Regions from separate parts of the Homo sapiens genome. Here region 1 is linked to region 2. The links are chromatin contacts, found by Hi-C or POLR2A ChIA-PET in ENCODE. All regions are on one chromosome and are shown on one strand. Each heading gives the region's core, a stretch centred on a gene start or an enhancer-like site at or near the end of the contact. The rest is flanking DNA. Distances are from core to core; before and after follow the strand shown. Region 1 overlaps LINC02107 (long intergenic non-protein coding RNA 2107). Region 2 overlaps LIFR (LIF receptor subunit alpha).

Region 1 (5,090 bases), core at 1,712-4,211, 370 kb before region 2:
ACAGAAATTTTTTTTTGTAATTGTTTCAGGAAAAGAAGCTTGGATTTGAGGACTAGGTTGGGTGAGTTAAGTATTGAAATAAAGCCTGCTGCTGGATCCAAATTCTTATGATATTACAGATCCTGCCCAGTTACAGTAGGATTCTGGCTTCACCTTGACTGTGTGTACAGAGCAGGCTTGAAGCCCCAGTGGTCTTGGTTCAAAGCCTGACTAGGCCAATTACTGAATGGTAGACCTTGGCAAGTTCTGTAATCTCTCCACGTCCCAGTTGCCTCATCAGTAAAATCAGCAGAATGACAGTATCACAAAGTGTCTTTGTGAAGGTTAACAACATACTTATGTAACACACTATCACATCGACCAGAGAAGAGTCAACAAATGCTACTTCCCTTTCTCCTTTATATGCAATCAAAAGTAGTTAGTCCAGAACAGTGACATCTGATGAAATCAAAGTGGGCATCAAGGGCAATGCTGGAAGAAAATCAAAGAGAAGTCATAGTGGGAAAGTGGGAAGATACTGTCCAATGTGTGTGCGTGTGTGTGTGTGTGTGTGTGTAAGCCCCAGTCTTTGAAACTCAAAGTGTTAACTATAAAAATTCCAATACATTTGGATATGTACCTTATAATGAGGGCTGCAAACATGAGTCTCAACACCAGCACAGGCAAGGGGTGCCATTTACTTGGTGTGGCGATGTTAGTTGCCACCAAATGTCATGTTCATAGCAGAGGATTTGATGAGTTAATTCAATCCAAGTCCAGACACTAAATATCTTGCAGAACAAACAACAATGGGTCATGCATTTTTGAGACATGTTTTCTGCACCGCCCCTTTTTTTAAACTAAAGTAGTCTTTCCTGGCTCCTGAACACAAGCTGTCCTCATCTATTTCCTAAGATAATCCATTATAAATTATGACAGGTTCCCCAGATCCTGGCGGCCGGCGCAGCCCAGTGTGCTGCCCAGGTCTCACTTTTCTGTCCTGGTCATCTCCGACAAGTTCCATGCGTGACTGGTCAGGAGACGGCTAATTCCAGTCCACGCATTTTTCAGATGAGCTTCATTTTATTTTTAATTTCCCCACAAATGCACTCCAGGCGCAGATTTCGTCAGTTACAGACATAGCTCTCTAATCTGTGCCGCCCTTCCGTAGCTCATACTACCAAATGAATTAAGGTCCAGTTACATATAAAAGTGATTATGATCAGCGAAATGTCTGCCCAGAGTGGCCTCCCAAAAAAAGGGAAAGATTCGAGGCTCTGACACTCCCCTTTGGCCATCTTAGGGCCATGCACTGTACAATAAAAATGATCCCATCGACAACTTTCTAAAACATACACTGCCTTCAGATTTTACAGCTCCAGGTCCTCTGGCCCCCATGGAACAGATAAACAAATAGCTTTCCTCTGTTGGGGGAAATTATTTGTTTTCTGTCTTCATCCAACGAGATTTCTTTTAGAGAGATCTGATCTCATCCTTGTGAGAGCTTCCTATTTCACCTCTCCAGGCATCTGGCTTTCGCTTGGAGGCAGGCGACTTCTTCCAAATCCTGACATTTGAGGGGCAGGACTGTACGTCATCTTTGGGATTCTGGAAAGGCTCACGGGGCGATTCTCAGGATAGTGTCTGTGTGGACTGTATTTTCCCCTCAAATCAGGAAAGCAGCTCATGGAGTAGGCACTGCATGGAGACTCATAAAGTTAAATCAGACCAGGGAGCAAAGAAATAAAGGCCATCTTCCTCTGTTCTCAGAGTTTCTAATGTAACTCAGGGGCGAGTAAATATTCCTAAGGACACATTTAATTATCGAAAGTTATCTTCTCCATAAGTTAATGGATACAAAGAAGACCAAGAGAACAAGGAGGAATTTAATGGAAAGAGTAATAGAGACAAAGAGGCAGGGGTTTACCACCAAAGAAGTATGTGATCCCGTATACTTCTCTGCCTCTTTCTGGTGCTGGTCCCCACAAATATAAAATCTAGAATATTCTGGACTTCTATGACAAATGGCAAAAGAGTTAGGGGAGATTCGGGAAGCTTTCCTCGTTTCCACCAAGGTTTCTAGAACAATTATTACAAAGCATAACCAGTCTGGGCCCGAGGGGGACAGTGATGTAGTCCTCCCATGAGGCCTCTTACTGGGGATTTTTCCAACCTGCTGTGCAGAGCCCAAAGCTGATGAGGTCAAGTGTGCTCAGCCTTTTGATATGGTTCTCGTTGGGGTGGAACCAAGTCGACAAATGGTCCAAGAATCTCTCCTAGATGTGACCTCTGAACAGAGCCCGAGGTGGGGTGGTGAAGGCGGAGAAATGCTGCCCCACACGGCAGAAGCCAGCCAACGCCTGCTGCCCCACCACCCGCCAGGCCATGGCCCTGCTGCCCTCTGAGACAAGCCGACCTTGGTAGTCACCCAACTTGCGAATCTTTTGAGCTCTTCCTGTCGCCATGCCCCGCCCATCCCATTCCACCCTCTCCTCTTTTTTCTCCTCCCTGGCAGCCACTCTGTTTTCAGATGTTTATCCAGAGTCAGGTCCTCAGTGGCTGTGGTGAGGCCTGGGGGAGGGGAGTGCCCTAAAAGCGGGGTTCCTCTGGGCTTCTAGGGCCCATCACATGGATGCCCACGTGTGTGTGTGTGTGCGTGTGCACATGTGTGCGGGTGTATTTCACTGGTTGACCGTGGTCTGTATCTCTGGCTTGCAATGTCATTAGTCCTAGATGAGCCCATGTTGGATGCCTTTTCTGGGAACACTGGTATCATCTGTGCTCTGAATGCTCCATCTCAGTGGTCTCAATTTGATCAGGATATCCGGATTTTGTAACATCATTTTCTAACTGTTCCTCCGACCCTGATTCCATCCTTCAGAGCTCTGAGGACATGTAACTAGAAGCCACTCCAATTACGCTCCCCCTCTGTGGTGGACCCGTGTCACCTGCCGCCCTGGCATCATCACCCAGGCATGCACTGTCACACTCCCAACCGGAATGTCAGCTTGCTGTTTGAGATTCACACTGACACTCGGTCCCCAGAGGGCTCCTCCTGGAGCCAGGGCGGCCTGTGCTTGGGAACACATAAAAGCACAGGAGTCCCCTCGCTTTTTGGCAGCACTTCAAGCACTAGCCCAATGAAGAGATCTTGACAGCATACTTGTAAACTCCACAGGCCCCAAGGGCTCAAACACCACGATATTTATGCTCACGGGTGGGGAGCCAAAACAGTTGGGTTGTTATGCAGACATGGATCTCTTACCCAGACCAGCATTTCTGACACCTGTTAATTGGCATTTGAAAGAACTGAGTCGAGGCGGGTGGGGGACTCCGGAGCTGCTGCCAACCTGTACCTGAACCGCGGGGAGTCCTGCAAGGTTTTGGCCCCTCCAGCTGGTCAGAGATTCCCTGGAGAGATGAGAAAGTGAGTCCCAGGGTTGGCAGAAAGGATCATCAGAGAAGGAAGAAAATAGGAAGGCGGGTGAGAAGAAAAGTAAGAGACCAAGAGGGAAAGAAAAAACTAGACAGGGTGGGTATTTTTAGATTTGCTAGTGCAGAGCTTTGTGCCTGCAGCACAGGTCCCTGCCTCTGCAGCACCAGTTCTGCTGGCCCAGGGTGGGATATGCCCTTCTTTTCCCCTTCCCCCCTGGGGCAAGAACTCTCACCTGCCTTTGAAGGTTAGAGACCACCTCCTCCAAAGAGCCTTCTCTGAAAACCCCAGACAGCCAATCTCCTCTTCCTTCAGGAGTTCTTATTGTAACGTACAGTTTAGCGCTTCAAACCTTTTTGTGTGTGTCTTGTGTGTCTCCCTGACAATTTCCTCCACACCGCCAACTTTTAACTCCTTGGGGTCATATTAGAGAATTTTTCTGGCCCGCTGTGCCCAGCAGAGTCCTAGTTTCAAAGTAGATTCTCAGTATCCACAGCTGATGGATTGATTTTCCCCCCTCTGGATGTCTTTTTCTCTTTTGGGTTCCAGACCTCCCTGCCTCAATTTCCACTCAATCTGTCCCCACATAGCTTCAAGCTGACTAGCTGGGCTCTGTGAGTCTCCTTCTCTGCACCTGTTTCAAGGTGTGGATGGCCCAGAGTTCGACCTTATGTGAGACTAAGTTTAAATGACATAGTAAAAAGTTTCTATATTTCATTATTAGTGCTCAGAAAATATTCATCAAGTGTCTATTTATGAATTGACTTGTGTTCCAAAAGTTAGCTTGTGTTTTAGTTTGAATCCAGAAGTCTGTAGAAACAACATTATAAATGAATTCCTTCATTCATTCCTTCAACAAATACATCTTGAGCACTACTACAAGCCCTGCACTATTCTATGTGCTGGGAAATCTGCAGGGAACAAAGCACATACAAACCCTTGTCCTCAGGGAGCTTATATCCTGGTCAGGGGAGACAGACAACACACAAAGAAGCAAGTAAAATATATGACATGTCAGATGATCCTAAATGCTAAACGCCATAGAAGGGAATAAAATAGGAAAGCGGAATAAGGTGTCGGACAGGGCTGGGATTGTACAAGAGAGAACTTGGTGTGTTCTAGAACAGCAAGAAGCCAGAGTAGTTCAAGCAGAGTGAGTACTGGGGTGAGGAAAGTACTGGGTGGTTTCCCTGGCCAGCACACTGATAGTCTACTTAGCGCATTAAGAAGTCTGAACTGCAATTCTAATTCAACCATAAACATTTACTGCACGCCTATACGACGACAGGGATTAGTGCTAGGTGTTGGTACTAATTCTTTCAACTACCCTTAACCATGTTTCTATGGGAATATCCCTTCTGTGTATCAGCTAGAGAGGCAATTTGGGACATTAGAACCGTTTCCTTTTTTTTTTTCTTTTATTATTATACTTTAAGTTTTAGGGTACATGTGCACATTGTGCAGGTTAGTTACATATGTATACACGTGCCACGCTGGTGTGCTGCACCCACTAACTCGTCATCTAGCATTAGTTATATCTCCCAATGCTATCCCTCCCCCCTCCCCCCACCCCACAACAGTCCCCAGAGTGTGATGTTCCCCTTCCTGTGTCCATGTGATCTCATTGTTCAATTCCCACCTATGAGTGAGAACATGCAGTGTTTGGTTTTTTGTTCTT
Region 2 (5,291 bases), core at 2,753-5,252:
TTTCCTTTTAAGTGGATACACGTTATTTCTTCAAACTGCTACTAAAGTGCTTGATCATAAATACTCATTAAATTGTTTGGACCCAGCTATTTCATAAAGAGAACTGTTAGGTAATTCTTTTGACTACAAGCATCATAAAAAACATTAACAAAACACGACGGGCACTGTGAACTATGACAGTCTGGGGACCTGAGTTAGAGGATAGCTTGGCTGCTTAGGGATTCCACTGTATCATACTTCAATATGCGTTCTGCATGTAGGAAAATAATATTGAAATTTAACATTTGCTACATTATAAAGACAAATCTATCACTGTGCATAATGCAGGATATTCATTCCCCAAAATAACTTTTTGGTCTATTATTCAAATAGAATAATCTTGTCAATTTTTTTTTCTTAATTCCTTTGCATTTCCTGGGAACTTTTAAAAATAGACTGTCTTCCAAAGTTTTTCTTTTTCAGGATCCTCCATGTCAGTTTTAGTAATCTCCATTGCAGTGTGGACTTCCCTGTTAATTCAAGAGCCAGTCCATTATGAACCTCAGCATGTCAAAACAAGTTTGAATACATCACTTCCATGCTTAAAATCCTCCAAAGGCTCTCCACTGTTTCAACACACAGTTCCAGTTCCATACTGTGGGCACAGCCCTTCGAGACGGCCATGAACCCCTTCCTCTCCATACCGCAGCAGCTCCCCAAACACTCCACATTCCCTTTGGTCTCAAGGCCTCTCCCAAAACCACTGCCTCCAATGGAGTGCCCCCTGCAATGTCTCCTATATTTCCCATTCTTCCATCTTTCGGGACTCACGCTATCATACTTTAGAGTAACATCTGACTACTCATATCCCACTTCAACTACGCTATAAGAGTGACTGGTATGTAACAGTCTTCAATAAATATAAAAGTCTACCAAACGAATGAACTTGTTTCTTCCCTTTTAACGATGAAGTGCTCTATTATTAAACAACCTGAAGAACATTCCTCCAATAAATCTTTAACATGCAGGAAAACATGACGAAAACTTATCTCTAAAAAGAAACAGGAACATCTCCATTTCCCAGTACTTCTCACTAATACCAAGGATTGTCTTTAAAAAAAAAAATTATTCTGTTGGGCCATAAATGGCATTTCTTTTTATTGCGTAATTAAAATATCCTTTCATATGTTTATTGATAATTTGCAATGCTTTATTTATAAGCTGTTTATTCTCTTTTGCTCCTTTTTCTAATTGGGCATTAATCATTTCCTTAATGATTGCTAAGAAAAAAAATCTTAATATGCATATTAACTCTGTTACATACATAGCAAATAGATTCCCCAATCGCTTTTACTTTCCAGTGAGTCTTTTGTTTAACTCTTACTAGATCAGATTTCTCTATTTTGTCCTTTGTGGTTTCTAACCATAAAGGTTTTTCTCATGCCGGGACTATGCAAATTGTCCTGATGTTGCCTTCAAGTACATTTAAGGTGTTTCACATTTTAAGCTTCATGCCATATAAAATTAATTTCAGTGTACAGTTGAGTCAAGGACCCACCTTTTCTGTTTCCCTCTAAGTGGTTACCACTTATCCCAACACCACTTATTAGGTAATCCATTCCTTCTCTCACTGACTTGAGATGCCATTCAGATTCTATTCCTACTTAGCTTCCTTGGTGGGACTCCTTAGCCTACTGCTCCTTCTATCCTTCACTTCCTGACTGAACAGTATTATCTGTGCTTGTGGCTATAACATCACTTGTATGCTAATTACTTCCAAATCCGTGTTCCCAGGATTGGCCTCTTCCCAGTTACAGATTAACCATTCACTAGACAATTTCTTGCTTACTTAGACAAATCCACTCAAGTAAGGTTCCTTCAGGCATGACAAAATATTCTGATGCTTCATATCCACTTGGATATTTCAGATTCCTCAAAAACTCCAGATGTACTGAATTAAGCTCACTTTCCCCTCCAAACCTGCTCTCTTGTAGCCCCGTCTTAGCCCATGGCACCAGTGTCTTCTGAGTAACCCTGACTCTTCCTTCTTCCTCACACCTCCCACCTGACTTGCCACTTTTACCTAAAACATGCCTTGACTCTTTCCCCATCCTCTCCCTCCAGTCCATTTCTACTGCTCTGGAGGCTGAGGCCCTCCTCACTCTCTGGCATACGTAATTTACAACCCTCTGGCAAGGGCCTCACACAATCCATCTTCCATAGTGAGTTGCAAAGCTTTAAATAGCATCTATATCACTAACCCTATCATTCTTTGAAGCTCCAGGCCAAATATCAGAAGGCTGGCCCACCAACAGCTCAGACAACCGTCCACACTAAAATTCACACGTCTATTCCGCAATCTTCTTCCACCTCCTCTACTCCTTTCCTAGGGGCATCTCTTCCTCTTGGTTCTCTCTTTTTTTTTTGAGACGGAGTCTCGCTCTGTCACCCAGGCTGGAGTGCAGTGGCGCGATCTCGGCTCACTGCAAGCTCTGCCTCCCGTGTTCACGCCATTCTCCTGCCTCAGCCTCCCGAGTAGCTGGGACTACAGGCGCCTGCCACTGTGCCTGGCTAATTTTTTGTATTTTTTAGGAGAGACGGGGTTTCACCGTGGTCTCGATCTCCTGACCTAGTGATCCGCCTGCCTCGGCCTCCCAAAGTGCTGGGATTACAGGTGTGAGCCACCGCGCCCGGCCTTCCTCTTGGTTCTCATGCTGACCACTATGTCCAACCAGACACAGTGCTCTGTTTATGCTCCCACTGGACATCAATTTCCCCTTTAGGCATTGTTCTTATCATACCAGGTATTATGGAAATCATTCTCTCCCTTCCTTCCACCCTCTTTTCCACTATAAGCTAAGATCAGAGCCTTATCTTTGTAAAATCCATAGTCTAGGAGTGCTTTATATCCACCACACGTACAAGATTTATTTGGTGACTGAAGCAAATCCATTCAAATAGAGTCCTCGGTGAGGACTTAAAATATTTTCATACCATTCAGTTATTTGTCTACATTCTGAAGAGTAAGCTGACAAACTTTATGCTTTTCAATGAACCTGTTTGCTATACAAAAATTCATTAATAAAAAGAATACTGGCTCAAATTGAAGTTTTTTTGGTTTTTTGGGGGGGGTAATACATAGAGTAAAACTATCCCTAAAGGCCTTTCTAAATTCTAGGAGGGGGAAAAATACTAATTACACAATAATTCTATCTAGGTAACAAGCTGGTTTTAGCTAACTCTACCATGTAAAATATAATTTATACATATATTTCAGATATTATGCATTATTTAAATACTGTTTATTAAGGAGCAGCCACTTTTCTAAGTTCTTTCAATGAAAAATTGGATTTAATTTTCATATCAATCCTATAAGGTCGGTATTATTCATATTATTTCCCTCTTTTTATAATAAGAAAACTGAGGCACAGAAAGGTCATACAGCTAGTAAGGAGCAAAGTGGGATCTGTAGCCAACTCTGACTGCAAATCTCAGCTCCAGGCCATTATACTAAACTGTAAAATGAGCAACTAAGCTGGAGTCAGGAGTCCTGGACTCCAGTCCCTATTCTACCACTGAATAGGTGACAGGTAGGGGCTCGCAGATAAATCACCTAACATCTCAGGTCTTAGCTCTCAAATTACACAACTAAGACCCAGCACCTGCTTTCCCTACTTTAAGTATCATAAGAAACTTACGGTTGTTTTGTTTTCAGAAAACCTTGTTTGTCACCTGCAGGAACAAACTGGTAGATGTACAATGTGATTAGAAATTCAGCTCTCCCCCGACCTGTCCGGTGAATACTGTTGCTGGGGGAAACACCACCTGCTCTACCAAGCACTTCCACTAATCACATTATAACAAAGATCAGACAGTCTATGTTCAGAGAACAAATGGAAAATAACTGCCATCTTACTGTTCTCCTTCCAACTCTAAGTACACTTTTAATTGGTTAAGCTCTCAACTCAGCAGGTGCAAACTCAAACATACTCCAAGAGCCAGCCAGATGAAATGACTGGAGCCATTCACATGACACAGGCTGGCGGGCAGCCCCTCGCCAGCTCCTTGTGTCTGTATTACACCACAGAGGACGAGCGGCCAGTACAGCCACAGATCTTCCAGTTTTTCCAAAAGGGCAGGAAATCCAGGTTGTTGCTTTTTTAGTTTTTTTTATTATTATTATTATGAAATATCCTTATTTTTAAATGCTGGCAATTAATTCCAATTAAAAAAAAAACACTATGTGGGCCAAACAAAATACATTTGCAAGCCAAATATAGTTCTTAGGGAGCCAGTTAACCTGTCACAAAATGTACTGGCATTAAAAAATTCTTGTCTTGCTGCTGAAATAATCTTAAAATATAAACTGTTTTAAGACCTAGATTTCAATGCACAGATGTTGACCAAAATGTGCCTGAATGCTTTCTTAACATTCTTTAGGGTCAGAATCTGAAGCTTTCCACTCCAAAATAATTCAAAATTTTTTTCTTTATGACATTATTTAACCCCAGATATCAAAATCTTAAGCATCATCTTAGATTATGCTTCTCAAAACAACAACTAAAATAAAGCCTTTAGCTCTGGCTTCAGACCACGGTCTACAACATCTAAGCAGGTGAAACATCTTCTATGTAAGAGTGGAACAGCATATGAAAAACATAACAGCACCTAAAATAACTGATATTTGGCAAAGCTATTTCAGAAAGGGGCATTCTTGTTAAGAAATAAAATCCTACAGACACAGAGGCCTGTGAGCTTGATAACTGATCCTGGATAAGATGATCAACAGTACTAAGAAAGGAATCCTAGAAAACCTCAGACCCATGCACGTCAGCCCATCCTTAGCCTCGACTTGATAAGCTGTTGTACTGGGAAAAGCAAGGATCAGAAACAACAAAATGTATCTCTGTTTGAACAAAATCTTTTCTAATACATGAAAGATGAGTATTAGCAAGGTAAAGAAATTCAAGCTGTGTAAACAGAGTGAAGAGGCTGCTTTTATCACATGATCAACCTTACTCAGAGTGCTAATTCATAGGATGATGTCAACCTGGACAAAAGTGATATAGACAGATATCAAAAACTTCTGTTTTTCTTGGTATCTTCATTAATGAGTTGCATGAAGATATAGGAATCATATCCAACTTATCTGTGGATGGAAAAAAATGGGCAAAATAGCAAATATACAGGGTGTAATAATAGGATTCTAATAAATAAATCCAATAAAATAAATTCAGCATGGATGTCAGGGTCCAAAATGAAATGATAATGTTGATAACAATAACACACAGAAAATGAACAAATACAGATGG

The links. Hi-C counts contacts between places; a loop is a spot of excess contacts on that map. ChIA-PET counts read pairs that join two places held with the same protein, here RNA polymerase II (POLR2A).
Region 1: a loop to region 2 is called in a map of gastrocnemius medialis, with 4 times the contacts of the local background. The contact joins two enhancer-like sites. A Hi-C loop is called at or near these places in 1 of 168 maps with a recorded cell type or tissue (gastrocnemius medialis). POLR2A ChIA-PET finds 5 or more read pairs at or near these places in 2 of 52 experiments (WTC11 and activated T-cell).

The regions. Positions count from the first base shown.
Region 1 is chr5:38,164,675-38,169,764 of GRCh38, forward strand. All of the region lies in intron 2 of LINC02107 (long intergenic non-protein coding RNA 2107), which reads left to right. Among named protein-coding and RNA genes, the nearest start is that of LINC02119, 19 kb to the left of the region's middle. Within about 2 kb of position 2,962, at least 3 of the 41 ENCODE cell types and tissues checked have a DNase peak (open chromatin) inside an H3K27ac peak, as active enhancers do; they include gastrocnemius medialis, where a contact is called at or near this core.
Region 2 is chr5:38,536,574-38,541,864 of GRCh38, forward strand. The region is part of intron 1 of LIFR (LIF receptor subunit alpha); the gene reads right to left. Among named protein-coding and RNA genes, the nearest start is that of LIFR, 17 kb to the right of the region's middle. Within about 2 kb of position 4,003, at least 10 of the 41 ENCODE cell types and tissues checked have a DNase peak (open chromatin) inside an H3K27ac peak, as active enhancers do; they include gastrocnemius medialis, where a contact is called at or near this core.